7 separate regions of the Homo sapiens genome follow, and all the other regions are linked to region 1. Evidence: chromatin loops called from intact Hi-C (ENCODE). Cell type or tissue: A673. All regions are shown on one strand. Region 1 has its middle 5.5 kb from the start of SDHB. Region 2 overlaps PADI1 (peptidyl arginine deiminase 1). Region 3 overlaps RCC2 (regulator of chromosome condensation 2). Region 4 has its middle 6.8 kb from the start of PADI2. Region 5 has its middle 45 kb from the start of ARHGEF10L. Region 6 overlaps PADI4 (peptidyl arginine deiminase 4). Region 7 overlaps PADI3 (peptidyl arginine deiminase 3).

Region 1 (4,000 bases):
CATTATGTTGTATCAACTGTCATTTGTACAATCAATTGTAGTCTGGTGTCTTGTAATTTAGGGCAACCTGGATGATTTCTGCCAGCCAGAGGGTGAAGGAGGGTTGGATTTAGGAGGAAATATCAGATGTTGCCTGGGAGATTCATTTGCCTCTGGGAAAAACCCACAGCAACAGATTGCTGTGGTGGAGCTCTGGGGCCTTCTCATCTAAAATTTAGGATTTTTTTTTTCTTTTGAGATGGAGCCTCACTCTGTTGCCCAGTCTGGAGAGCAGTGGCACGATCTCGGCTCACTGCAAGCTCTTCCTCCCGGGTTCACGCCATTCTCCTGCCTCAGCCTCCCGAGTAGCTGGGACTACAGGCACCTGTCACCACGCACGGCTAATTTTTTGTATTTTGTTTAGTAGAGATGGGGTTTCACTGTATTAGCCAGGACAGTCTCGATCTCCTGACCTCGTGATCCACCCGCCTCGGACTCCCAAAGTGCTGAGATTACAGGCATGAGCCACTGCGCCCAGCCAAAATTTAGGATTTTATTTGCCTTTGGCCAGTGGGCTTCGTCCTTTCCGTCTCCCTGGCTGTCTCCTGAGCATCTCCATCTGGGCGTCCCAATGGTCCTTTAAACCCAACCTATCCCAAACGGTACATCTCACCTGAGGAGTTTATACTTGTCTTATTAGCACCACCATCTACCGGATATCCAAGCCAGAAACTCGATGTCATCTTGATTCTTCTCCCCACCCCATATCCAATCAACCATCAACTCCCACCATAGCTCCAAGGCTCCCCGGCTCCCCCGCGGGCCCTTCCAGTTACTTCTGTCCCTGTAATACAGCCTGCTCTATTCCCCGCCTCATTTCACACCTCCAAGCCTTTGCGTACGTCCGTGTCTTGGATCTGGAGTGTCCTTTCCTCCTCCTTCATGTGGTTGACTTGTCATCATTGAAGATTCAGCTCCAACTTTTTCCTCCCTTAGGAAGTCCCTCCTTGATTGTCCCTATCAAAATATCCTCTGCATATGCCATCCATGCATGCAACACCTGTTTTAACAATGACCCATGAATATGTCTGCCTCCCCAGACTATGGGCAATTTGAGGGCTTGACCCACTTGACTCTATTTGATTTTCTTCATATAACTTATTGCTATCTGCAAGTTTGTTTTTAATTCTTTTTTTTTTTGAAACAGAGTCTTGCTCTGTCACCCAGGTTTAAGTGCTGTGGCATGATCATGGCTCACTGCAGCCTCGCACTCCAGTGCTTAAGTGATCCTCCCACCTCAGCCTCCCTAGTAGCTGGGACCACAGGCATGCACCACCATGCCCAGCTACTTTTAAAAAGAATTTTGTAGGCTGGGCTCAGTGGCTTGTGCCTGTAATCCCAGCACTTTGGGAGGCCGAGGCAGGTGGATCACTTGAGGTCAGGAGTTCGAGACCAGCCTGGCCAACATGGTGAAACCCGTCTCTACTAAAAATACAAAAATTAGCCGGGTGTGGTGGTGGGAGCCTGTAATCCCAGCTACTCGGGAGGCTGAGGCAAGAGAATTGCTTGAACGTAGGAGGCTGAGGTTGCAATGAGCTGAGATCGTGCCACTGCACTCCAGCCTGGGCGACAGAGCAAGGCTCTGTCTGAAAAAAAAAAAAAAGTTTTTTTTTTTTTTTTTTTGTAGAGACGGAGTCTCCCTATGTTACCCAGACTGGTCTTGAATTCCTGGGCTCAAGCAATCCTCCTGCCTCCCAAAGTGCTGGGATTACAGGACTGTGCATCTGCGCCTGGGCTGTTTTTAATTCTTTATGAACGTATTTATTGTCAGAGCCTCCCATGACCGATGTCAAGGACTCCCAGAATTGGAATAGACGGAATTGGCAAATCAAAACGTCAACCAGCCAGCGGCACAGATCCTTTCTAGCCCCCACCCCAGTCCCATCTATGATTTTTCTCAGAGAAGCCTTGTCCCTTATGCTAGGGCACTCGGTGGTCATCTATACTAAGGGTCATGGGGCTATTGGGGTGACTAATGATGGTAACTGCCACATTTGGAGGACACATTTGGTACTGTGTACCAGGTCCTATGCAGAACACTTTGGGTACATGTCCTCTCTGTAATCATTTCAGCAACGGCACAAAGTAGGGATTACTATTCTTCATTTACAGTTGATGCAACTGAGCCTCAGAGAGTGTCAACAACTCACCGCAGGTCACCCAGCAAGTAGGTCAGCCTCTTCTGTTAGGTAGATGGGCTGGGCTGCAGGCGTGCGCCTAAGGCTCGTGGGAACATGGTGGTTGCAGCCATTCTGGTCTACCCACAGAGGGTGCTGCTGCCTCACAGAACTACCCAGGGCTCCCTACTGGACCTTGCCAACCTGCCCTTAGAAAGGCCTTATCTAAACTCTCTTCCCTCATCCCATGCAAACCCCACCATATAATTAGACTTCTCAAAATATTCTCTTCGAGTGGGATGGGGACAATCATAGGCTACAGGCTTCTCCAATTTCAAGAGCAGCCTCTATGGAACTCCCGGAGCAAAAAAGTCATGAGCCACCCCCACTCCAGATGGGGCTGCGTTTCACACAGCTGAAGTCAGCTCAGCTGCTGGGACTTAGCAAGTGGTCCAAGGCCTTCTGGGGACTGTCATGCTGCTGGCCCTATAGCAGCACACACACACATACATTTGGAGCTCACCCACCCTGCTAACTTCTGCCTCATTCCCAGATGCCTGCCGTCACCAGCATACTCTCAAATGAGCAGTTAGTTTGTTCCTCTGGATGTGTGTGGGTGAGCACTTTGCAAACACCGTATAATGCCATGATCAAACGCCCTTTCCAGCCGAATCTGGCTTTTGAGCACTGTTTTCTGTCAGAGACACAGCCATGCAAATGAAATGCAAATACGAATAGTGGGTAAATATTCATGCGTAGCGGCGAGATGCCAGCCGACTGGAAACAAAAGTCAGAGAGCTGCAGAACGTTAAAGGCAATTTGACCTCTTAGGGAGGCTGGTAGGTAGAATGGTTAAGTGTGCAGGCCTTTAGGGGTCTGAAACCCTGTTATATCAGCCATTTGCTCTGTGATCTTGAGCAAGTTCCTTAACCTCTTTGTGCATTCATTTCCTATTGTGTAAGACGGTGAAAAAGAAACAGTCGCCTTGCAGGGAGGAGAATTAAATGAGTTAGTGTCTATAGGGAGCCATCAATCTTAAATTGGTAGTGGAGAGCCCAGCTGGGGAAAGGAAAGAGGTAAAAGATAACTGTGCCTTATTAGGGGAAATAGATTATGCTTATCAGAATGGGAAGACTTCAGCATACATACAATGTCAAGGATTTCAGGCAGCTCTAAAAAATTATTTTAGAATACTGTACATATGTAATTAAATTCTCACTATGTAAAAATTTCAAGCAATATAGATAAAGCTTAAATCCCCTCAGTCACACTTCCTTTCCCAGGGGTGATTGCTATTGTCAGTTTCATGGGATTGCTTCCAGATTTTTTTCTTTGTATGTATTTACATATGTATGTTTCTACAGAAATCCATGGCTTTGCTTGCTGTTATTTTTCTATTTTATTTTATTTTATTTTTAGATGGAGTCTTGCTCTGTCTCCAGGCTGGAGTGCAGTGGTGCAATCTCGGCTCACTGCAACCTCCGCCTCCTGGTTCAAGCGATTCCCCTGCCTCAGCCTCCTGAGTAGCTGGAATTACAGGTGTGTGCCACCACACCCGGCTAATTTTTGTATTTTTAGTAGAGACGGGGTTTCACCATGTTGGCCAGGCTGTTCTCGAACTGCTGACCTTGTGATCTGCCGACCTTGTGATCTGCCTGCCTCAGCCTCCCAAAATGCTGGGATTAGAGGTGTGAGACACTGTACCCGGCCATTTTTATTTTTAGAAAATACAAACGATAACATACATGTTCTGCAAGCTGCCATTTTTTCGTCAAGTGCTGTGTCTTGGAGGTCTTTCCATGTTAGTATGCATAGATCCGTCTCATCATATATGCTGCAGAATA
Region 2 (4,000 bases), 180 kb after region 1:
CCACCCTCCCTGTGCCCCCATCACAAACACAATTCCCCAGTCTGAGAAGTGATCTTAACTTCCTGCGTGGAATCCTGGAATCAAAGACTCGGCAACCTAGGATCTCAGATTTAAAAGATCAGAGAATCTTAGGAGAAAAGTCACACGCTTGTGGCCTGCGATCTTTTGGCCTACCTCATTTTATGAGCTTAATGAGTCACCAACATAAACAGATATCGGGAGGGCCTCCCATAAAAAGGCAGGTTTCTGGCTTCTCATGAAAAATTGGAGAAGCTGGGGAGGTGAGATACAGTCTGGCACAGAGACAGAGGAATAGACTCATTGACTTCTCCCATTAGGAAGTCAGAATAGCTTCTGTCCTAACCATGGCTTAAAAGGGTCCTGAGGTCATGAAGTTCCCAGGGCAGGTGGCTGCAGGTAAGCAAGTGATTGGCCAGGATACCCTGATGACAGAGGTGAGTCAGTGGATCTCACCCTGGACAGATGTGATGGAGCAGGAAACAAGGTATTTAGGTTTTAACGCTCAAACAGGTGGCGATGTCTGTTAGGTCCTGCTGAGTGGGTGCACACCCTCCCTGCAGGTAACCAAAGAATGACGTGTGCAGTTCAGGGTCCTGGTGGGTCCCCCTGTTTCCTCCCTGGAGATGACACCCACTGTAAGCCCTGGAGATCACCTTCCTGTTTGTGGGGTTTTTGCATAGCAGGGGTGCCCCCACTTACCCCCCAAGCCCTGGCTGACCATCTGGTCTCCAGCCCAGAGGAGTCAGGCAGTGCTGAGAAGGTCACAGCCTCACCTGGTGAATCTGGCAGCCTCAGAGCTCTGGATCGGATGAGGCGAGGCTTCCTGGCACCTACCCAGGCACGTAACTGGGTGCCCAGACAGGATGCCTGGGGCTGAGACTGGCCAGGCGAGAGGCATGTGCTCACCCTGTTGGTGACTCATGCCCAGACACTACTGTGTGGGCTGTTCTACCCACACCCTTGGGGGCAGACGGTCCTTGAGGCCTCAGGACAGTCTTTCTCTAACTCAGGGAGGAACCCGTGAGGAAGGAGCACAGGCTTTGGAATCAGATGGACTTGGGTTTGAGTCCTGGCCCTGCCACTTGCCAGCTACATGATTTGGGATGAGTCCCCCAAACCAGTGTATACCACAGTGCCTGGCACACAATAGGTACTCAATTAATTCACTTAAAAATATTTATTGTATGCCAGGCACAGTTAAAGGTACTGGGGATACATCAGTGAACAAAACAGATGCATTTTAAATGAGCAAATTATTTTGTACTCCATGCCTCAGTTTCCTTATCTTTAAAACGGGCCTGATGAAAATCCCAGTCCTAGCTACAGAATCAGCATTACTGGGGATAAAGAATTCGTGTCAACCACCTCTTGAATGCTTAGGTATTTTTCATTTGGCCCCAGTAGTGGGGCTGCTTCAAAGCAGGTTGGAACTAACTGGAAAAATGTATTGACCAGCTACTACCTACTACATGTCACACCCATAGTGCTTTCCCCAGGCTACCTCATTTAATTTCTACAACAACCCTGTGAGACTGAGACCATCATTATCCCCACTTTACAGATAAGGAAGCTGAGGCTTGGAAAAGTTAAGTTACGTGCATTCTTTCATACATTCATTTACCAGTTCAGTAAATATTTATGGAGACTTCCTATAGGCCAAGCCCAAAGTCTAATGCTGGGGATACAGAAATGGCTGAGGAGCTTGCCCTTGAGATTTAGAGTCTAATGAGGGAGACAGGCAAGCAATGGATCAGAGAGGGGATCACATATCATCCCACGTGCGTTGTCCTAGAAGGCTTCCTAGGGGCAGCCAACGATATTGACGCTTCTTTGCGAGGCCAAGGTGGGTGGATCACCTGAGGCCAGGAGTTTGGGACCAGCCTGGCCAACATGGTGAAACCTCGTCTCTGCTAAAAATACTAAAATTAGCTGGGCCTGATGGTGCACGCCCATGGTCCCAGCTACTTGGGAGGCTGAGGTAGGAGAATTGCTTGAATCCAGGAGGCAGAGGTTGCGCTGAGCTAAGATCAAGCCACTGCACTCCAGCCTAGGTGACAGAGCAATACTCCGTCTAAACAAACAAATAAATGAAGGAAAGAAGGAAGGGAGGGAGGGAGGGAGGAAGGGAAGGAAGGAAGGAAGGAAAGAAGGAAGGAAGGGAGGGAGGGAGGAAGGGAAGGAAGGAAGGGAGGGAGGGAGGGAGAGTGGGAGGGAGGAAGGGAAGGAAGGAAGGAAGGAAGGAAGGAAGGAGGGAAGGAAGGAAGGAGGCAAAGTAGTGTGGAGTGGACCATGTTGCAGGCAGAGGGAAGCGCTCAGGCAGAAGCCTGGAAGCCAGAGAAGGTACAGCTCAAAGGAAAAGTCGAAAAAACTCGGTATGGGTGGCATGTAGATGGGCAGGGATGGACCGGTAGGACCTCAGGCAGGAGGGGGCTCTGCGGGTCCAGCTGGGGACAGAGTTCAGGGAGAAACCATTCTGTTCAGATGCCTCATGGGGCAGTTCTCTCCTCCAGGATCCTTGGGACCTGGGCTCAGGAGCAGAGAGCTCAGAGGATGCAGGCTCAGGGGCGGAGAGCCGGAGGATGTAGGCTCAGGGGCAGAGAGCTCGGAGGATGCAGGCTCAGGGGCAGAGAGCTCAGAGGATGCAGACTCAGGAAGGGGAGGGGCTCCTTGGTGTTCTCCAAGGACTTTGCTCCCTTCTCTGTCCCAGGCTCCTGCCCCAGTCTCTATATCACACTGCAACACATGGACATCCTTACCTGTCTGCTCCCACAAGCCTCACGAGCCAGTGAGCCAAGCCAGGAACCTTCTCTCAAGGGTGCAGGGGTCTGCTCTGGGAACTCCCAGGCACAGAGCAAGGACCCCACATGGGAAAGTGAGGGGTCTCCTGTGTGGACGTGTCCCCATTCCATTGGCTGTTGGACTGAAAACCAGGAATGAGGCCTTTGGTGGATAGATAGGACCTGAGGTTTGAAAAGGGTTGGCTACGTATTAGGACCACATAGCAAGTTAGCAGTACGGTCAGAACCCAGGTCTCCTTCTACCTGGGCTCCAAACTCAAATTTAGCACCTCAGGCTGCTGTCCAGTGACCCTGCCTTGGTTTCTGACCTTAGCAATGGACAAACCAGACAACCAAACATTCCAGCAGAGAGAAACAGACAATAAGTGAACAAAACAAATAAGTACCTCCAATCATATGTATGAATATAGTATGAATGCATGAACAAATGCATATAACTTTAATTTTCTGGGACTCAACTCCCTCACCTGTAAAATGGGGACAGTAATAGTCCCAACCCCACAGGGCTGTCATAAGGATTAAATGAGGTAGCCTGGGTAAAGCATGTGTGTGGCACATGTCAATAAATGTTTGTCTCAGCTTTGCTGAGAGTCTGCTGTTTAAACAAAGCCTTGAAGGAAAAGAGGCAGTTAGGCCAAGCACAGTGGCCCTCACTTGTAGTCCCAGTGCTGTGGGAGGCCGAGGTGGGGGGGTCGCTTGAATCCAGGAGTTTAAGACTAGCCTGGGTGGCATGGCGAAACCCACCTCTACAAAAATTACAAAAATTAGCCGTGCGTGGTGGCACATACCTGTTGTCCAAGCTACTCAGGAGGCTGAGGTGGGAGGATCACTTGAGCACGGGAGGTTGAGGCTGCAGTGAGCCATGCACTCCAGCCTCTAGGCTGGGCAACAGAGTGAGTGAGACCTTGTCTCAAAAAAAAATTAAAAAAGAGAGAGAGAAAGAAAGAAAAAAAGAAAGGAAGGAAGGAAGAGGAAGAAAGAGAAAAGAAGGAAAGAAAGAAGAGGCAGTTAAAGATGTGGCTACTTAGGAGAATATTCCAGGGTGTAGAAACAGCTGTGCAAAGGCCCTGAGGCAAGAGCAGGCTGGAGACAGCAGATCAGCAGGGAGGCTGGTGGGCCTGGAGCCAAGTGAGCAAGGAGGGGCGCAGTGGGGAGTGAGGCCAGAGAGCTTGGCCGAGCAC
Region 3 (4,000 bases), 350 kb after region 1:
ACCGCACTCCAGCCTGGGCAACAGAGTGAGACTTCGTCTCAAAAAAAAAAAGAACAAAAATCACAGGAAATGCTGGCGGGGTGGGGGGTGGGTGGGAGAGTGCTGGGGACCCAGTGTGGGGGCAGCTGAGGGTTTTGGAGATTCCAGCCCTCCCATGTGCCTCCCAACCTGCAACAGGCCATCTTTTAGTTCTCTAGAGGCACCGAGTCCTCTCCCCTCCAGGCTGCTTCAGTGCCCAGAATGCTTTTAGCAGGGGGCGACCCCCATTTCCCTTCCAAAGCCTTGAAGGGGCTGTTCCTGTCTCCCCTTCCCTCCTCCCTGCATCCCTGCCTACTGAGTCCTCCCAGTCTGGAGAGTGGGCTCCATTGCTATTGTCTGGTGTGAACACCAGCTAAGCTGGATCCTGAGACCCTCCAGCTTGACCATCCCGCGTGGCGCTTCCGCAGGTCCCCGCCCTTCAATGTGGGGCTGGGGCAGGTGTTCGGGGCAAAGCAGGGCTGGGTAGGAACCGGCAAGTCCCCTTCCCCATTCGCCATCCTTCCAGCCCTTTTCACTCTTCCCTGGGAGCTTAAGGAGCCGCTTAGTGTGGAGGACATTGGCCAGAAAGGCTGCTGGCTTGACGGGGCAGGACAATAGCAGGAGGCAGCAGCTTTGCAGGTGAGAAAACCCCAGAGCCAAAGGCCGGGCACGGTGGCTCATGCCTGTAATCCTAGCACTTCGGGAGGCTGAGGTAGTGGGAGGAATCACCTGAGTTCAAGAGTTCAAGACCAGTCTGGTCAACATGGTGAAACCTCATCTCTACTAAAAATACAAAGAAATTAGCCGGGTGTGGTGGCCTGTGCCTGTAATCTTAGCTATTCAGGAGGCTGAGGCAGGAGAATTACTTGAACCTGGGAGGAGGAGGTTGCGGGGAGCCAAGATTGTGACACTGCACTCCAGCCTGGGGGACATTAAAAAAAAAAAACCTCCAGAGCCGCCCGTGGGGAGCCTGCCTTCTCTGCCCCCCCGACTTCAGGAGGCTTCTCCCATCCCCCAGCCACAGGCCTGGCAGGCCCCGGCTGCTCTGTATTGGCCACCTACACTGCCCCTGGAAGGGCAGGTGAAGGTCTCCTGGATGTTCTCGAAGCTCTCAAGACAGCCCCTCCAGGGTGGCCACAGGTCACATGGGCTCCCTGTCCTCAGCCAGGGGCAGGCTGGGGGAGCAGGGGAGGCCATCTTTGTTACTAGGATCTTTGTGGTTCCAGGCACAGGTCTTCCTACCCGCCCCACTGTGTCCCTCAGCCAAAGCCATTTTCTCTCTGCACCCCACTTCCCTCTATAACACAGGAATAAAAAACAAACAGCCTTCCCTTCAAGACTGCCTGTGTGGCCGGGCGTGGTGGCTCACGCCTGTAATCCTAGCACTTTGGGAGGCTGAAGCGGGCAGATCACTTGAGGTCAGTTTGAGACCAGCCTGGCCAACATGGTGAAACCCCGTCTCTACTAAAAATACAAAAATTAGCAGGGCGTGGTGGCACTTGCCTGTAATCCCAGCTACTCAGGAGGCCGAGGCAGAATTGCTTGAACCCAGGAGGCAGAGGTTGCAGTAAGCAGAGATCACACCACTGCACTCCAGCCTGGGCGACAGAGCAAAGCTCCATCTCAAAAATACAAGACCGAGCGCGGTGGCTCATGCCTGTAATCCCAGCACTTTGGGAGGCGGCCAAGGTGGGAGGATCACGAGGTCAGGAGTTCGGGACCAGCCTGGACAACATGGTGAAACCCCATCTCTACTAAAAATACAAAAATTAGCCAGGCATGTGGTGGACACCTGTAATCCCAGCTACTCAGGAGGCTGAGGCAGGAGAATCGCTTGAACCCAGGAGGCAGAGGTTGCAGTGAGCTGCGATTATGCCACTGCACTCCAGCCTGGGTGAAAGAAACTCAGTCTCCAAAAAGACTGTCGGAGTGGACTGCAGGAGTCAGGGGCGAGACACACGACACTCAATTTGCAGCATGTGCCCAATACACAACAGCCAGTGTGTCAGCAGGGACGCTGCCCCCAGCAGTGGCTTCCCTGCCCACGGGGGCTCTTCCAGGGCAGGAGCATCTGATGGGAAGCTCCAAGCTGCCAAGGGGGGAGATGGGGAAACACCGTGTTTTACATTTGGACTGTCCTGCAACAGTGCACATGCTCCTTCTGCAGCTAACAGGCCATGGGAGACCGTTTCCTCCTCTCCCAAACTGGGCCAATGCCTGCCAGGAGGGGCTGGTCTGGACACTATTCAGCCAGTCAACACAAGGTGGCCTGCACTCGAGGTTCCAGGGATCCCAGGCATCTTTGCGGCTGCAGGGAGCCGGTGTCCTGTGCAAGGGTCTGGTCTAGGACTCTGCCCGGTATAGACTCAGCAGCAGCCTAGAAGGGAGAGTGTCCGTGATCTCTGAACCTACGACCAGCCTCCTGGTGCCCTCTGGTGGGCAGTTGGCCACAATGCCTGCACAGAGCAGCACTGGCCTGAAGCCACAGCCGGGGCCTGACCAGAGCCCCCTGCTGAAGTCTGGGGAGTGGGTGCACATGCAGTCACCGCGCTGGATGCCTCCCATGACTTATTTTTTTCCTCTCAAAGCCCCAGTGAAAATGCAAAGAACTCCACTTCTGAATTGGACAACTGAGGTACTGACTCTGTCCCACTCCCCTAGCATTTCATGGGGCAGAGTTGGGGGATCCACTCACTTCAACCAGTGCAGTTTAAACCTGGAAGCTCCCCTGGGGCCACATGTCTCCTGGCACCACCTTCTGTGGGTGCCAGGGCTTAGGAGGTACACATATAAGGAGTTAAGAAAAACAGAGCTCCGTTCCAACCGAAAAAGAAATGCAAAATCCAAGACAGTAGACAATGTTGTTGTTTATTTAAAATGTTTACTCCAAGAAATATATATATAAAAAAAATAATAAGACAATTACAGCACTAAACCAGGCACCTTCGACCAAATCACAACCTCCTCTTTGATTCCCCTTCACGCTAAGCCTCTTTCAAATTCTTTTTCCTGAGCTGGAAGACCAGTCAGATGCCCGCAGGGTCAGCGCCAAGCACATTCCCAACCGGGCAACTGTGTACCTTTCTCTAGGAGTGCACGACACCCTTCCCCCACAACTCCTTGTTTTAAAGGATTTAACCCATTAGGAAGCCCATTTTTCAATCTAAGCCAGAAGGAGCTGCGGGACAAGGCAGTCTTCACTTTGAAGGTCCCTTTCCTGCTCCAGTCCCTGGGCTAGGGTTCTAGAAGAGGCTGGCTGCCACGTTTACATGAGGCCACCGAAGATCTAAGTCCAGCTAAGCCCAGGGAGGCTCCTGCAAAGGCTGGGACCTCGGGTGCTGCGTCCTCAACCCTCTCGGTGACCACGGCTCAAAGGAGAGACCTCAAGGGTGCCAGGAGCACAGGTGCCTGGGCTGCATTCCAGGAAAGAGACCTGTCCAGGGAAACGGATCAGGCTGTCGCATGGAAGCTTACGTCAGAGATGGTGGTTTTGGGGTGATTTGGACAAATTAGGTTAGTTTAGCAAAGCTCTGAAGTAGCAGAAGCTTCTCCCCTGGACTACTGATTGAACACAGAACAAGAGATGCGCGTGGCGTCAGACTAAGTCTTAGAGAGATGCAGGCCAGTCTCCTCCCACAGGGCCTTGGGACTGGCAGGACAGACACTGCTACATGCCCTCCAAGGGCAGGAGTCACGGTAAGGAGCGACTGGGGTGGAAAATAGGGAAAAAAGCAACAACAACTACATCATTTTTGGCATTTTAACATGGAGACAGTGACAAGTGGTAACAAAGCAAAAGAAAAAAAAAACTTGAAGAGACCAATATTTAACTTTCCCATCCACCCAAGTCTCACACTTAAGTTCTAGTCCCATCTCCCCCATAAGCACCACTGAACTAAATATCTATTTTAAAGCACCCAAACCAGTCCAGACCCTCTGGAAACCAAGAGCCCCAGCCACAGCTGTCGCCTCTCTTGGGTCC
Region 4 (4,000 bases), 67 kb after region 1:
GAGAAGATGTAATAAGCCAGTTGTCTGAGGGGCTGCCAGGGGGCCAGAGTAAGCCTGGGAGGTCCTAGACCCATGCTTTCCAACATGTAGCCACTGCCAGACAAGGTTTATGTGGCTAATCTGAACTGACACATGCTGTAGGTGTAAAACAGTGGTCCCCAACCTTTTTGGCACCAGGGACCTGTTTTGTGGAAGACAGGCTTTCCATGGATGGGGGTGGGGATGGTTTCGGGATGATTCAAGCGCATTACATTTCTTGTGCACTTTATTTCTATCATCACATTGTAATACATAAGGAAACAATTTTACAATTCACCGTAATGTAGAATCAGTGGGGGCCCTGAGCTTGTTTTCCTGCAACTAGATGGTCCCATCTGGGGGTGATGGGAGACAGTGACAGGTCATCAGGCATTAGATTCTCATCAGGAGCTCACAGCCTAGATCTCTCACCTGCGCAGTTCACAATAGCATTTGTGCTCCTATGGGAATCTAAAGACAAAACTTCCCTTGCTAGCCCAATGCTCACCTCCTGCGGTGTGCCTGGTTCCCAACAGACCACAGACTGGTAATGGTCCATAGCCTGGGGGTTGGGGACCCCTGGTGTAAAATACAGATTTCAAGGAGTTACAAGGAGAAAAAGATGGTAATTTTAAAAATAATTGACTCCATGTTGGAATGATAATATGGTGAATGTATTTCATTAAATGCAAATGTATTATTAGCTGGATGTGGTGGCTCAAGCCTGTAATCCCAACACTTTGGGAGGCTGAGGAGGGAGGATCACTAACATTCAGGAGTTTGAGATGAGCCTGGGCAACATAGCAAGACCCTGTCTCTACAAAAAAATTTAAAAATTAGCCAGGCATGGTGATGCACCCCCTGTACTCCCAGCTACTTGGGAGGCCAAGGTTGGGGGAATCTCTTGAGCCCACGAGGTTGAGGCTGCAAGTGAGCAGTGACCGTGCCACTGCATGCCAGCTGGGGCGACAGAGCAAGACTCTGTCTCAAACAAACAAACATCAAAAAGCCCAAAGACGTATTGTTAAAGTTAATTGTACCTATTTATTTCAGCTTTTAAAAATGTGGCTACTAGAAAATGTGGTTACCTGTGAGGCACACATTTGTGGTTGCCATCATTTTTATTTTTCTTTCTTCCTTTTTTTTTTTTTTTTTTTTGAGACAGAGTCTTGCCCTGTCACCCAGGCTGGAATGCAGTGGCATGAGCTTTTCTCACTGCAACCTCCGCCTCCTGGGTTTAAGTGATTCTCATGCCTCAGCCTCTGGAGTAGCTGGGACCACAGGCACGCGCCACCATGCCCGGCTGATTTTTGTATTTTTAGTAGAGACAGGGTTTCACCATGTTGGCCAGGCTGGTCTCGAACTCCTGACCTCAAGTAATCTGCCCACCTCGGCCTTCCAAAGTGCTGGGATTACAGGCGTGAGCCACTACGCCCGGCTGGTTTGCATCATTTTTCTATGGGTGGTGCAGATCCAGACGCCTCTAAATGGTTAGGCAGGGACTTGTTCATGATTTTTCTGGGTCGAGCCTGGGTACAGCTGGGCACAGTAGATAAATATTTGGTGAAGAGAGTGGAATTGCTTCAGAGTTCCCAGAGGGCAGCAGTGGGGTTAATAGCAAGAGTTAAAACAGGGAACACGCGAAGGCCGCAAGAGGCGGAGACCACAAGGTGGCGCCAGATCCCCATCTTGGAAGCAGGGAGGCGGCGCTGGCCGGCCTGAGCCCGAGAGATCAGAATGCCTCCGCCTCTGTCCCACCCTGCTCAGCACCTTCCTTTAGCTTTTGGGACCCTCTTTTTCCTGGTGGTTTGGGTCAGAATTCAGGGGCCACCTTTGTGTGAGGTCAGTGGCAGGTCCCTTAGAGTGGGAACTTCTCGCTGGACAAAGGGGCGACTGAAGCTCAGAGAAGGATGAGAGGGGCCCAGAGAGGGGCAGTGACCGGCCGAAGGGCGCAGAGCCAGTTGGTAAAAGAGGGAGGTCTTTTGTGTCTCATCCTTCAGGCCTGTCCTGTTACCTCAGTGCCTTTGTCCTGTGAGCCTGGGTCGTTGATTCGTTTTAAAAATCACTTGATAAACAAATCACAGAGTCAGGTGCTGTGCGGGTGGGAGTGGGGACACAGGTCCATCCTTATGAGCAACCTAGCAGGAGCAAAAAACATGCACGGATGCTCACAAACACATGCACACACACAACATGCACACACGCACATACACGTGCACACACACACGCACGCATGCACACACATGCACACACACACACCCTTGTGTAGGAAGAACATCACGCAGTCATTTACAACCACATTGGAAGAAGGCGCTATAATCATTTCTGCCATACCCCATGATGTGGTCACATTTTCCATCTCGAGAATCAGTCCACCTGGATTGACATCCTAGCCCTTCCTGGCTTAGGAGACCTTGGACAAGTCATCTCACTTGAGTCTCAGTTTTCTCATCTGTGAAATGGGGGTTAATCATGGCACCTCCTTCCCAGGTGGTTGTGAGGTTTAAACAAGATAATGGGCTGGGCGCAGTGGCTCACGCCTGTAATCCCAGCACTTTGGGAGGCCGAGGTGGGCGGATCATGAGGTGAGGAGATCGAGACCATCCTGGCTAACACGGTGAAACCCCGTCTCTACTAAAAATACAAAAAAAAATTAGCTGAGCGTGGTGGCGGGCGCCGGTAGTCCCAGCTACTAGGGAGGCTGAGGCAGGAGAATGGTGTGAACCCGGGAGCCTGCAGTGAGCCAAGATCATGCCACTGCACTCCAGCCTGGGCAACAGAGCGAGACTCTGTCTCAAAAAAAAAAAAAAAAAAGATAGTAGGCTGGGTACGGTGGCTTATGTCTGTAATCTCACTATTTTGGGAGGTCGAGGCGGAGGCAGGCAGATCGCTTGAGCTCAGGAGTTGGAGGCCAGCGTGGGCAATATGGTGAAACCCCGTCTCTACCAAAAATGCAAAAAAATTAACCAGGCGTGTTGGCGTGTGCCTGTGGTCCCAGCTACTCCGGAGGCTGAGGTGGGAAGATTGCTTGAGCCTGGGAGGTAGAGGTTGCAGTGAGCCGAGGTCGGCCACTGCACTCCAGCCTGGGTGACAGAGTGAGACCCTGTCTCAAAAAAAAAAAAAAAAAGGATCTCCTTTGGTTTTCAAAAATTATTATTCCACTTACTGTCATTTCAAATTCAACAATCCCACTTTAGCTTTGAGTTCAAGTTAAAAATCTTCTCTTAAGGACAAATTCCACTTTTTTCTTTTATTTGCTAGAGATGGGGTCTCACTATGTTGCCCAGGCTGGTCTTGAACTCCTAGGCTCAAGCAATCCTCCCACCTCAGCCTCCCAAAGTGCTGGGATTACAGGCATGAGCCACTGTGCCTGGCCTATATGATTCCACTTCAATGAGGTACCTACAATAGTCAGATTCACAGGGACAGAAAGTAGAAAGGAGGTTGCCCTGGGGGCTGAAGAGAGAGGGGAATGGCAAATTGTCGTTTAGTGGGCGTAGAATTCTAGTTTTGCAAGATGAAAAGAGTCTTGGAGATTGGCTGCATTTAACAATGTGAACGTACCTAACACTCTGCTGAACTGAACACTTACAAATAGCTTACATGGCACATTGTATGGTATGTATATTTTACCACGATTAAAAATTTAAGAAAAAATTTAGGAAAAGTATTCTTTTAAAATATAACAACTTTAGTGGGCCAGGCATGGTGGCTCATGCCTGTAATCCCAGCAGTTTGGGAGGCCGAGGCAGGTGGATCACCTGAGGTCAGGAGTTCAAGACCAGCCTGGCCAATATGGTGAAACTCTGTCTCTACTAAAAATACAAAAATTAGCTGGGCATGGTGGCGCATGACTGTAATCCCAGCTACTTGGGAGGCTGAGGCAGGAGAGTCACTTGAATCCGGGAGGCAGAGGTTTCAGTGAGCGGAGATTGCACCACTGCACTCCAGCCTGGGCGACAGAGCGAGACTCTGTCTCAAA
Region 5 (4,000 bases), 440 kb after region 1:
TTTTTTTTAATCTTCCCCAATTTAAATCTTTTAATTTAAAAGTAAACTTTACTGTCAAAAATGCAAACTTGGGGAGGGCAGAAAGATCACACACAAGGCTGCCACTTCACACCTGGAGGGTTGCACGGCGACCAGGCAGAGGCACTCCTCACTTCCCAGACAGTGCAGCGGCCAGGCAGTCAATCTTCTTTAGGTTATATTTTTGTGAATAGTACTAATATATATTCCAAAATGGTATGGGATTTCTAAAATTCCAATGTCTAAGTATATGCTATCAATTATAATTATGGCTATTATGCTAAGTTATTGTAAACCATAGAAGTAACCAAATTTGCCAGGCGCTGTGGCTCACGCCTATAATCCCAGCACTTTGGGAGGCCGAGGTGGGTGGATCACGAGGTCAGGAGTTTGAGACCAGCCTGGCCAGCATAGTGAAACCCCATCTCTACTAAAAATACAAAAAATTAGCCGGGCATGGTGGTGAGTGCCTGTAATCCCAGCTACTTGGGAGGCTGAGGCAGGAGAATCACTTGAACCCAAGAGGCAGAGGTTGCAGTGAGCTGAGATTGTACCACTGCACTCCAGCCTGGGCAATAGAGCGAGACTGTTTCAAAAAAAAAAAAAAAGACAATGAAAGGTGGATTGGGTGAATTAGGCAGCACACCCACACATAAAGTCATAATTTTTCTATTAGCTCCCTTCCCTAACTCTTTTCCTTCCCCTCTGCTCACTCTGATCCAGCCACACCTGCCCCCTTGCTGTTCCTTGGTCTGTCTCACCTTCTGTGTTCAGAGCCTTTGCCCTCTCTGTTCCTTTTGCCTGGAAGGCACTTCCCCCTGAAATTCCTTGGCTTATCAGAGCCCTCATTTACATTTCACTTCTGTGGGTTTTCTTTTTTCTTTTTTTTGAGATGGGGTTTTGCTCTGTCACCCAGGCTGGTGTGCAGTGGCACCATCACAGCTCACTTCAGCCTTGATGTCCGGGGCTTAAGGGATTCTCCCACCTCAGCTTTTCAAGTAGCTGGGATCACAGGTGTGTGCTATCATGCCTGGCTAATTTTTTAATTTTTTTTTGTAGAGTGGGGGTCTTTCTATGTTGCTCAGTCTGGTCTCAAACTCCTTGGCTCAAGCGCTCCTCCCTCCTTGGCCTCCCAAAGAGTTGGGATTACAGGCATGAGCCACTGCATCTGGCTCTTGGGTTTTCTTGATATCATGATCAGGGTGGCCTGTGACAACTACCCTGGCCAATGAAGCCTAAATTGTTTTGGTCCCAGAGACTTGAACTGAATCAGGCTACCTTTCATTCAATGCAGATCACCTCCTCCAGGAAGCCCTCTCAGACTGCCCAGGCTAGGTCAGGTGTTTCTCCCCAGCCCTCTGCTGATAACCCTTTCAAAATGGTTCATTTCCTCTGAGGGGATAAGAGAGGGGTGATGACTCATCCATTTCAGCATCCCCAGTGCCAGGCAAGGCCCAGAGGAGGTGCTCAAGAACCTGCTCTAGGCCAGAAGCAAAGGGAGGAAAGGAAGGCTCCTTTTGCTGGTCTTTTCCCTGCTGCCAGCAGAGGGCGCCTCCGCACCACGATTCTGCCCAGGTGGGTCCAGCCTCCAGTGGGGCCACAGCCAACCTCCTTGTCCTCAGGAGGCTTCCGGACAGAGGGGAGACCTCCTTTGTTCTCTGAGAACAAAGTGCTCAGGCCTTGGGTGCAGACACTGCTACCTGTGTGATCTTGGAGTCTGTGACTTTCCCATCTGACCCTTGATTTTCTCATCTATAAACTGGCTGTATTACCTTGGGGAGTTTGTGAGCTAATAAAATCATCAGTGCAGTGCTGAGCTTAGAGGCACCGCTTGCTAGCTGGGTAACCATGGACTAGTGATTTTGCCTCTCTGTGCCTCAGTTTCCTCGCCTGCAAAATGGGGATAATTGTAACCACCTCATAGGGCTGTTGGGACAATTAAATGAGTTATTCTATAAAATATGAAGCAGAGCGTCAGGCACATGGCCAGGGCTGTGTTATTATTTCCCTTTATTATCATTGCTGGTTGATGAGAGAATGTCCCAGCTCCAACTTTCACCTGCCATGTTGCACCCATGATGACTCCAGGGTAGAGGCTGTGACACCTTTTTTTTTTTTTTTTTAAACAGAGTCTTGCTCTGTTGCCCAGGCTGGAGTGCAGTGGCACGATCTTGGCTCATTGCAACCTCTGCCTCCTGGGTTCAAGCAATTCTCTTGCCTCAGCCTCCCAAGTAGCTGGGATTACAGGCGCCTGCCACCATGCCCTACTAATTTTTGTATTTTTAGTAGAGATGGGGTGTCTCCATGTTGGTCAAGCTGGTTTCGAACTCCTGACCTCATGGTCTGCCTGCCTCAGCCTCCCAAAGTGCTGGGATTACAGGCGTGAGCCACCGTGCCTGGACTTTTTTTTTTTTTTTTTTTTATCTGAGATGGAGTCTCGCTCTGTCACCCAGGCTGGAGTGCAGTGGCAAGATCTCGGCTCACTGCAACCTCCAGCTCCTGGGTTCAAGCGATTCTCCTGCTTCAGCCTCCCGAGTACTTAGGATTACAGGTGCCCACCACCACGCCCAGCTAATTTTTGTATTTTTAGTAGAGACAGGGTTTCACCATGTTGGACCAGGCTAGTCTCGAACTCCTCAGGTGATCCGCTCGCCTCGGCCTCCCAAAGTGCTGGGGTTACAGGCATGAGCCACCACGCCCACCCTTTTTTTTTTTTTTTTTTAGATGGAGTCTCACGCTGTTGCCTGGGATGGAGAGTACAGTGGCGCAATCTTGGCTCACTGCAACCTCTGCCTCCCAGTTTCAAGCAATTCTCCTGCCTCAGCCTCCCGAGTAGCTGGGTTACGGGCGCCTGCCACTACGCCTGGCTAATTTTTGTATTTTTAGTAGAGACAGGGTTTCGCCATGTTGGCCAGGCTGTTTCAAACTCCTGACCTCAGGTGATCCGCCTGCCTCAGCCTCCCAAAGTGCTGGGATTACAGGTGTGAGCCACTGTGCCTGGCCTGATTTTTAAATTTTTTTGTAGAGACAGGGTCTTGCCATGTTGCCCAGACTGGTCTCGGACTCCTGAACTCAAGCCATCCTCCTCCCTCAGCCTCCTAAAGCATTGAGATTACAGGCGTGAGCCACTGTGCCCACTCAGTCTTTTTTTTTTTTTTTTTTGAGACAGAGTTTCACTCTTGTTGCCTAGGCTGGAGTGCAATGGTACGATCTCGGCTCACCGCAACCTCCGCCTACCAGGTTCAATCGATTCTCCAGCCTCAGCCTCCTGAGTAGCTGGGATTATAGGCATGCGCCACCACGCCCAGCTAATTTTTGTATTTTGAGTAGAGATGGGATTTCTCCATGTTGGTCAGGCTGGTCTTGAAATCCTGACCTCAGGTAATCCGCCTGCCTCGGCCTCCCAAAGTGCTGGGATTACAGGCGTGAGCCACCGCACCCGGCCCATGGCATCTTAACATTGGAGAAAACAGCAGAAGCAGATGGGCAGTCTCTCACCTTTGCCTCTCCCTTCTTCCCTGATCAGACCATAAAGCTTTCACTGGGGAGGTGCCCTCTCTATTCCCAAAGGAAAGGAGCCAAAGACACAGAGATGCCAAGAAGAATCTGAACAATCAGGCCTTGCTAAGTCCCATTTCCACCGTCCTGCCACCCCTCACCGCCCCCTATCTATTATCATTAGATCAGACTCTTTTGTTCTCCAATTATACTTCTTCACAACTGCCTACTCTTCATCAAACCAAAGCAGAAAAGCACACAAATTTACCTGTTTCTTCTTCTTCTTCTTTTTTTTTTTTCTTCTGGAGACCATGCCTCACTCTATCACCCAGGCTGGAGTGCAGTGGCACAATCTCGGCTCACTGCCACCTCCACCTCCTGGGTTCAAGCAATTCTCATGTCTCAGCCTCGGGAGTTGCTGGGACTACAAGTGCGTGCTGCCACACCTGCCTAATTTTTTATATTTTAGTAGAGACAGGGTTTT
Region 6 (4,000 bases), 280 kb after region 1:
AGTAGAGATGGAGTTTCACCATGTTGGCCAGGCTGGTCTCGAACTTCTGACCTCAGGTGATCTGCCTGCCTCAGGCTCCCAAAGTGCTCGGATTACTGGCATGAACCACTGCGCCAGGCCCTCTATTCCTTTTTGATACCTCAAATATCTATAACAAAAAGTAGATAATGACACTGTCTTATACAAGAATATAGATAGTGTTCCTCAAATTCCATTATTTATATCTCATCTTCACCATTTCTGCCATATCAATGATCCACCTATACTCATATTTATGTAATGTTCTTCTTTAAATAAAATCCATTCTTAAACTTGACCTCATTTTGAACAATAATATCATGATTAGTATCATTATGTGTATTAAACATATAAGTAGCAGCCAGACATGGTGGCTCACACCTGCAATCCCAGCGCTTTGGAAGGCGGAGGCAGGAGGATCGCTTGAGCCCAGGAGTTTGAGACCAGCCTGGGCAACATAGTGAGATCCTGTCTCTACAAAAAATAAAAAAAAACAGCTGAGCATGGTGGCATGTGCCTGTAGTCCCAGCTACTCAAGAGGCTGATGTGGGAGGATTGCTCGAGCCCAGAAGGTCAAGACTACATGATTGTGCCACTGCACTCCAGCCTGGGTGACAGAGTGAGACCCAGTCTCAAAAACTAAAAAATATATATATACACACACATATATATATAATATGTAGCATATAGAATCTTCAGGTTTCATTTCATTAATGCATTTCATTCATTAATGCATATTTAAGTAATAATACTACAGCACTTACTCAATTGCCAGGCACTGTGCTAAGACTTTACATTTAATCCTTACAACAATCCAGTGAAATTGGTATTATTATTATCATCCCATTTTACAGGTGAGGAAACTGAGGCACAAGAGCTAAACAGACTTGTCCAAGGTCATGCAATTGGTTAGTGAAGGAGTCAGGAAGTCCAGGCCACGAAAGGACAATGCTTCCCCGGCCCTAACTAAGACGTGGCTATGAATATGTTTAGAAGGTCATCTGGGTCAGTCTCATGTGGGACAAGGGTCACCATATCATGCTGTGGGGCACACGGATCTATTTTATTGGAATGACCTTGCAGTCATATATTCGGATGAGGGAGGAAGGATTTACAAACAAATGTTTGCTTTCTCAGCCAAGCCATTTGGACAGAGTGGGGGCATGTTCAGGGTTGCAATTTGTCCCCAGATACAGTCACAACACATGTCATGAAGAGCCCGTGGGGCTGGTGTCACCGCTGGGTCCCCCACCCCAAGGTCACTGAGGGCTGGGGCCAGAGTCTTTCGAGAGGCTGGCAGGGTGTGCCTGCAGAGGCTTCACATCGAACCTCTCATTGTGGTGGTTGGGAATTCCTTCCAAAATCCCTGGGGGTGGCCAGACGTGCAGGGTCTGGTGGACATCACAGTTGTGGCCCCGCTGAAGGGGAACAGGTGTGGTCAGAGGCCCCAGCTCTGCTGTCCGAACTGTAGCCAGACTTCCTGGGGGCCGTGGAGGAGGGATGTCTTGAACCTGTGTCTCCTCTGAAGGACGGGAAGAGGGGCTCACACTATGGGTGCACACAGTCCCCTGGGGAAACGACCTGCCCATTCAGGGCCAGGCTGGGTGCCCCAACCCCGGACCCTCACCAACCTCTCCTCTTACTTGATGGGATTTCAGAAATCTCCTTGTGCGCAGACATCACCCGCACCGGCAAAGTGAAGCCAACCAGAGCTGTGAAAGATCAGGTACCACTCACCCAAACGCTCCTTTCCTACTTCTACTGGATTCTCCCCGGGCGCCCCCTTGTGGTGATGGGGCAAATGCTGGCCTGTCCCACGTATTCCGTGTTAACTGTTAAAAAAAGAAAGAAAATTAGCATCACCATTAATATTTTGGCTTATGTATTTCCCATCTATTTTACAAAATCAGAATTTCACCAATTGTGGGTTCAGATGTGTTATCCTACAAACTGGAAACCCTACTGAGTCACCCAGTTAATACACAGCAGAGAGGAAATTCGTGGGCAGGTCTCGACTCTGGCTCAAAAACTCCCTACTCCATGCTCTACAGCTGATATGGGAGAGATTTCTGCAGAGCTGTCTACATGGGGGAATAACAGAGAAAGGAAGAAATGGCAGGGGGAGAGGCGGGAAGGAGCCAGGTGGGGAGAGGGAGGGTGTGTTGTGGAAAGACAGGATGATGGGATGTGCAGAAAGGGCAGGTGAACGCTGTCTTAAACCAGAGTCTGCAGGTAAACCTGAAACCCCAGAGCTGCCTGCACCATTTTATGCTGGTGTGCACTGGGGGCTGTGCCCTGTAAAAAGATGAAGATCCTTTGTGGGGTCAGCAAAAGTGGGAAGACAAATTACAACTCTAGGAGTAGAATCTGTCCCTGTATCCCTCCCGAAATGCAGTCATTTCCCAGGGGCAAACGCTCTCCCGCGAAGGGAGGCGCCATCACTATTAGATCCCTACAGGGTGGGGCTGCTTAATGTGCTTTAATCTCTAGGCAGATATTAACTGGCTGCTAAGAATAGTACCACACTTTGCTGAATGAGTAATTAAGAGTTCACATAATAGTAACTATTTAGATTAGAATATTGACATACATATTTAGCTGCATTTGGTTTGTCAAGCTCAACATTTTATTTATTTATTTATGTATTTATGTATTTATTTATTTATTTATTGAGATGGAGTCATGCTCTGTCTCCCAGGCTGGAGTGCAGGGGCGGTTCACCGCAACCTCCGCCTCCCAGGTTCAAGTGATTCTCCTACCTCAGCCTCCTGAGTAGCTGCAATTACAGGTGCATGCCTCCACGCCCAGCTAATTTTTGTATTTTTAGTAGAGACAGCGTTTCGCCATGTTGGCCAGGCTGGTCTTGAACTCCTGACCTCAGGTGATCTGCCTGCCTCAGCCTCCCAAAGTGCTGGGATTACAGGTGTGAGCCACTGCGCCCAGCCAACATTTCTTAAAAGCTGTTAAAATCCATGTGACTGTCTTGGGCTCCTTTTTTTAAATGGATGAATTGTGTTTTGGGTGAATTTGGTTGTGACTTTTGGAGTAAAAGGCAAAAATCCACTCCTGAGATCAAATAATTAATTGATGTGGAAGCAAGATGTGTAAACTGCACTGGGTTAAAGAAGTGATGGGGGCCGGGCGTGGTGGCTCATGCCTGTAATCCCAGCACTTTGGGAGGCCGAGGAGGATGGATCATGAGGTCAAGAGATTGAGCCATCCTGGCCAACATGGTGAAATCCCATCTCTACTAAAAATACAAAAATTAGCCAGGTGTGGTGGCATGCGCCTATAGTACCAGCTACTCAGGAGGCTGAGGCAGGAGAATCACTTCAACCTGGGGGGTGGAGGTTGCAGTGAGCCAAGATCACGCCACTGCACTCCAGCCTGGCAGCAGAGGGAGACTCCGTCTCAAAAAAATAATAAATAAATAAATAAATTTTAAAAAAGAGGTGATGGGGAGTTGCTATGCCTCTTGCAAGAGTTGGAGGGCTCTATGCTAGTTTCTGAGCATGACTCTTCCCTGCTGGTGTCCAGAGGACCTGGACCTGGGGCCCTTGTGGACAGGGTGCCATCCTGCTGGTGAACTGTGACAGAGACAATCTCGAATCTTCTGCCATGGACTGCGAGGATGATGAAGTGCTTGACAGCGAAGGTAAAGAGCATTTGCTAGCTAACGGGAAGGGCTTTTTATAAAGCCCTTTTGCCCACATAGCCTGAACCTGGTGACGGCCCTCTGAAATAAGGGTTATTGAAAGCATCTTCTTGTTGGCAAATCTGTTTTATAGGTGAAGCAATGGGCAAAGGCCCTCGGGGGTCAAGTGACCTCCCCAAGCTCACGCAGCGGTCAGGGAAGAGCTGAGGCCAGTGCTGTCTCCTGATGCCTCCTACAGGCCCTGGTTTCCATGCCTCACCCTGCTGCCCAACCTAAACGCTCTTAGGTCAAACCTGGAGCCTGAAATCCTTCGAAATGAAAGCTTTT
Region 7 (4,000 bases), 210 kb after region 1:
GCGCAAAGGCCCGGGGGTGGGAGGCAGGAGAGAGAACCTTGTGTGTTCTCCTCTGTCAGGGCACTGGTTCTGAGAAAGGCAAGGGTTGAGGTCGGAGACCTTGAATTCCAAGTTAAGGAGCTTTCCTCTTGGCCGGAGGTCAGTCCAGTGAGAGGGTTTGGGGCAGGACTCTGGGGCACGATGGGCTGGGTTTAGAGCCTGGCTGTGCCACCAACTAACTAGCTGTGAGCTTTGGGACAAATATTTTTTAATTTTTATTTATTTTTTTAAATTAATATATTTTGAATTTATTTTTCTTTTTGGAGACAGTGTCTCTCTGTCACCCTGGTTGGAGTGCCATGGCATGATCACAGCTCACTGGCAGCCTGGAACTCCTGGGTTCAAGTGATCCTTCTGCCTCAGTCTCCCGAGTAGCTGAGACCACAGGTGCAGCCACCAGGCTCAGCTAATTTTTTGTAGAGATGGGGTCTTGCCATGTTGCCCAGGGTTGTCTCAAACTCCTGGCCTCAAGCAATCCTCCCGCCTCACCCTCCCAAAGTGCTGGGATTATAGGTGTGAGCCACCGTGCCCGGACTGGATAAATAATTAGACCTCTTAGTTCCTCATTTTCCTCATCTGTCACATGGGATAATTATGGTGCCCACGCCCAGGCATGTCATGAGGATGAATGGAGTTAATGTTTATAAAGAGTTTAGGGCAGGACCTGGATGTGAAGTTCATTCACACTGGGCCATCTTTTCCTCCAGAACCAGAGGGGTCAGGACTGACCTGGGCACATTTATGGATCCAACTCAGGCCACTGTGAGTGCTTCTCTGTGTCCACCTGCCTTGGCCCAGTACTCACAGGGACACCCCCAAGGTCATGTCCATGTTCTCGTTCACCTCCGGCCTCTGTCTTGCTGTGTGACCTTAGACAAGTGCACCCCCTCCTTGAGCCTCCAGCCCCTCCTCCAGTCAGCAGGCACCCTGACCTCGGTCCTGTCCGCCTCCAAGCACAAAACATGCTTGGGCCAGGGGACTTGGTGAGCAGTCTGCCCCACAGGGCTCAGAGCCGAGCCAGCAGGGGCAGCTGTTGACTGTCACAGCTGTGCGTCTCTCGCCTCTCCTCACTTGCAGGATGAGATGGAGCTGGGCTACGTTCAGGCGCCGCACAAGACCCTCCCGGTGGTCTTTGACTCCCCAAGGAATGGGGAACTGCAGGATTTCCCTTACAAAAGAATCCTGGTGAGTGGTCCCGGCCGCAGCCCACCCCTGAGAGCTGAGAGGCCTTACCCCAGGGGCCACACCGGGGTGTGGGGTACAGAGGGCAGCAGTGGGAACCGTGCTCTTTAGGGATGAGGGTAGGGTTGCCAGATAAAATGCAGGGATGCCCAGTCAAATGTGAATTTCAGACAAGCAACAGGTTAACTTTTTGGTGTAAGTACGTCCCAAATATTGCATGGGATATACTTACACTAAAAAAGTTGTCGTTTATCTAAAATTCAAAGTTAATTGGGCATCCTGTATTTTTATTTACTGAATCTGGCAGCCCTAAATAGGGGAGGCAGGATGGTGCACCTGTTCAGAGCACAAGCTTTAGGGTCAGACCAACCCTGTTCCGTTACTTACATGCTGTGTGATGTTGCGTGAGTTACTACCGCTCTCTGAGCCTCAGTTTCCTCATCAGTAAAAATGACATTTTGGCCCTGGCCTCACAGGGGTTTGTGAAGCATCTCATCATCACAGTACCTGCATGGAGGGAGTGTGTGTGCGCGCACCACTATTAGCTAGTATCATTATTTTAAGAAAAAGGATAACAGGGAAGGTGATGATTGCTAACGAGGACCTCTTGAGAAAACAAGAGTGACTTGCCTGGTGCCGTAAAGAACAAGAGACCCCTCCAACCCCCTCACTGATCACACAGATGCTAGGAGCTCTCTCTCCTGACCCTTGATGTTGTCGAAGTTGCTTCTGAGAGATAGCCCTGGGGAGGTCTCCCCTTCTCTAGAGTTCAAAGACAGAGGCCCAGAGGGCCATCAGCAGCCTCTTGGTTCCCACAATTGGCCACTTGAGCTGCTACTTGCCCTTGGGCTGAACTTGCAGGAAGGCTGTGTAGGTAAGGGGATGGAGTGGCCATGGCCTCAGGCTCCATGTCCGATGGGGAGTGCAGGAGCAACCGGAGCGCCCCCTGCTGTCTTGCCGTGATAAGGCAGCAGGGCCAGAGAGTCCGAGCACTTCCCGACTTTGCCTGCTATGCGTGCATGAAATATTGACTGGGTCAGATCCCCCACCCACCGCCAATGACTCTGTATTTCCACCTGAAGAATGGATGGCCTTTCCCACCCTGTCTTGAAGGAGCTCAAAGCCCAGCAAGTTGGTTCAGGCCCTTCCTGGTACCCTCCACCCCCGCCTGACTTGGTTTCCCTCTCCAGGGTCCAGATTTTGGTTACGTGACTCGGGAACCACGCGACAGGTCTGTGAGTGGCCTGGACTCCTTTGGGAACCTGGAGGTCAGCCCTCCAGTGGTGGCCAATGGGAAAGAGTACCCCCTGGGGAGGATCCTCATTGGGGGCAACCTGCCTGGGTGAGAGAGAGACAGGGAATGGAGTTCCTGGGGTGGAGGCTGAGGGTTGGGGGTGGTGATGATGGTGGAGCAGGGGCCATTGCACTCCTTGAAGAGAGCCAGAAGCAAGGAATGATGAAATTATACTCCCGGATGTGCTGGGGTTGGTGGGTGTTCACCAGACACAGTCCACACTTACCTCGGGGACTCTGAAACCAGAGAGAGCAGAGACCTAAGAGATCATTCAGTCCAACACTTTCATTTTACAAGTGGGCCCAGAGAGGGTAAGTGAGTCACATAGAAAGCAAAGTTATAACTAGACTCAAGTTTTCTGATTCTGAAAATAAATAGATGATACTAGTAACAGTCAATTAATAGTAACAGAAGAAGAGTGGGCATGGTGGTTCATGCCGTAATCCCAGCACTTTGGGAGGCCAAGGCAGGCGGATCATGAGATCAGGAGATCGAGACCATCCTGGCTAACATGGTGAAACTCCGTCTCTACTAAAAAAAAAAAAAAAATTAGCCAGGCGTGGTGGCAGGCGCCTGTAGTCCCAGCTACTCAGGAGGCTGAGGCAGGAGAATGGCATGAACCCAGGAGGTGGAGCTTGCAGTGAGCTGAGATCATGCCACTGCACTCCAGCCTGGGCGACAGAGCGAGACTCCGTCTCAAAAAAAAAAAAAAAAAAAAAAAGTAACAAAGAAAAAGTTTCCATTCCCAACAGTCCTGGGAGAAAATGCATTTAGGTCAAAGCTTGTTCATACTACCATGTAAATGACTAATATAAGATCTTTTCCTGAGAGCAAGAGAAGTGAGGTACAAGACATGCTAAGTGAAATGACAATAACATACAGAGAGAGTAACAAATGATGTGTTGTTCAGTAGTGACACAGGGGTGCTGATGGAAAAGGAATCCTATCATATTGGTTACTTGCTGTGGACTAGACCAAGACATTGAGCTAACCAAATGCAACAAAGCTGTTAGAACAGACTTGGGATCAAATAATGAATGAATCCAGAGTCAAGCTTTGGAAGGGACTACTGCCCTCAAATACATAATCCCATTGAAAGAGGAAGCTGGACCATGCCCTTAGATACATTTTCGTAAAAATTGAACATGGGGGTGAAATCTGTCTCTTGGAGAATAAGAACCTGGTGTGAGGGTGGTTCTGAAGATTTTCCTGGATGGTGGGACCTGGTAGGTCATTGCCCTGGTGTGACTGACCTGTCCTGAGTCTGCCTCATGCAGAACTCACCCTAAGTGGAATTTTAAAATATACGTATCTGGCTGGGTGCAGTGGCTCATCCCTGTAATCCCAGCACTTTGTGAGGCTGAGGCGGGCAGATCACTTGAGGTCAGGAGTTCGAGACCAGCCTGGCCAACATGGTGAAACCCCATCTCTAGTAAAAATACAGAAAAATTAGCCTGGCCTGGTGGTGCACGCCTGTAATCCCAG

What was found. A loop is a pair of places that touch in the nucleus more often than their neighbours do. Peaks named below come from ENCODE experiments on the same cell type or tissue, not always from the same donor. Only the 100,000 strongest peaks of a DNase experiment are listed, where the experiment ranks them.
Region 2: a loop joins it to region 1, with 8 times the contacts of the local background. A loop is called at or near these places in 83 of 110 quality-filtered maps.
Region 3: a loop joins it to region 1, with 7 times the contacts of the local background. A loop is called at or near these places in 23 of 110 quality-filtered maps.
Region 4: a loop joins it to region 1, with 5 times the contacts of the local background. A loop is called at or near these places in 34 of 110 quality-filtered maps.
Region 5: a loop joins it to region 1, with 6 times the contacts of the local background. A loop is called at or near these places in 4 of 110 quality-filtered maps.
Region 6: it touches region 1 in a loop (9-fold over the local background); 31 of 110 quality-filtered maps call a loop at or near these places.
Region 7: a loop joins it to region 1, with 16 times the contacts of the local background. A loop is called at or near these places in 8 of 110 quality-filtered maps.

The regions. Positions count from the first base shown.
Region 1 is chr1:17,057,533-17,061,532 of GRCh38, forward strand. No RefSeq gene overlaps it. Among named protein-coding and RNA genes, the nearest start is that of SDHB, 5.5 kb to the left of the region's middle. In A673, a CTCF peak has its summit at 2,312; DNase peaks (open chromatin) are centred at 2,329, 3,109 and 3,439; H3K4me3 peaks cover 835 bases; H3K27ac peaks cover 1,618 bases.
Region 2 is chr1:17,233,022-17,237,021 of GRCh38, forward strand. All of the region lies in intron 11 of PADI1 (peptidyl arginine deiminase 1), which reads left to right. Among named protein-coding and RNA genes, the nearest start is that of PADI3, 14 kb to the right of the region's middle. In A673, no CTCF peak of the experiment used is centred here; DNase peaks (open chromatin) are centred at 200, 920, 2,330 and 2,610; H3K27ac peaks cover 3,779 bases.
Region 3 is chr1:17,403,895-17,407,894 of GRCh38, forward strand. RCC2 (regulator of chromosome condensation 2) reads right to left here. Exons shown (of 13, transcript NM_018715.4): 13 at 2,866-4,000. It also overlaps RCC2-AS1. Among named protein-coding and RNA genes, the nearest start is that of PADI6, 34 kb to the left of the region's middle. In A673, CTCF peaks have their summits at 2,462 (motif pointing left) and 2,663; no DNase peak of the experiment used is centred here.
Region 4 is chr1:17,124,247-17,128,246 of GRCh38, forward strand. No RefSeq gene overlaps it. Among named protein-coding and RNA genes, the nearest start is that of PADI2, 6.8 kb to the left of the region's middle. RefSeq lists a silencer at 1,739-1,828. In A673, a CTCF peak has its summit at 1,667 (motif pointing right); a DNase peak (open chromatin) is centred at 1,695; H3K27ac peaks cover 1,670 bases.
Region 5 is chr1:17,492,873-17,496,872 of GRCh38, forward strand. No RefSeq gene overlaps it. Among named protein-coding and RNA genes, the nearest start is that of ARHGEF10L, 45 kb to the right of the region's middle. RefSeq lists a silencer at 1,558-1,700. In A673, CTCF peaks have their summits at 1,563 (motif pointing right) and 1,773; a DNase peak (open chromatin) is centred at 1,509.
Region 6 is chr1:17,334,483-17,338,482 of GRCh38, forward strand. PADI4 (peptidyl arginine deiminase 4) reads left to right here. Exons shown (of 16, transcript NM_012387.3): 4 at 1,677-1,744; 5 at 3,556-3,673. Among named protein-coding and RNA genes, the nearest start is that of PADI4, 28 kb to the left of the region's middle. In A673, CTCF peaks have their summits at 1,825 (motif pointing left) and 2,031; a DNase peak (open chromatin) is centred at 1,779.
Region 7 is chr1:17,272,224-17,276,223 of GRCh38, forward strand. PADI3 (peptidyl arginine deiminase 3) reads left to right here. Exons shown (of 16, transcript NM_016233.2): 10 at 1,117-1,224; 11 at 2,412-2,563. Among named protein-coding and RNA genes, the nearest start is that of MIR3972, 3.7 kb to the right of the region's middle. RefSeq lists an enhancer at 1,774-2,275. In A673, CTCF peaks have their summits at 2,170 (motif pointing left) and 2,373; a DNase peak (open chromatin) is centred at 2,168.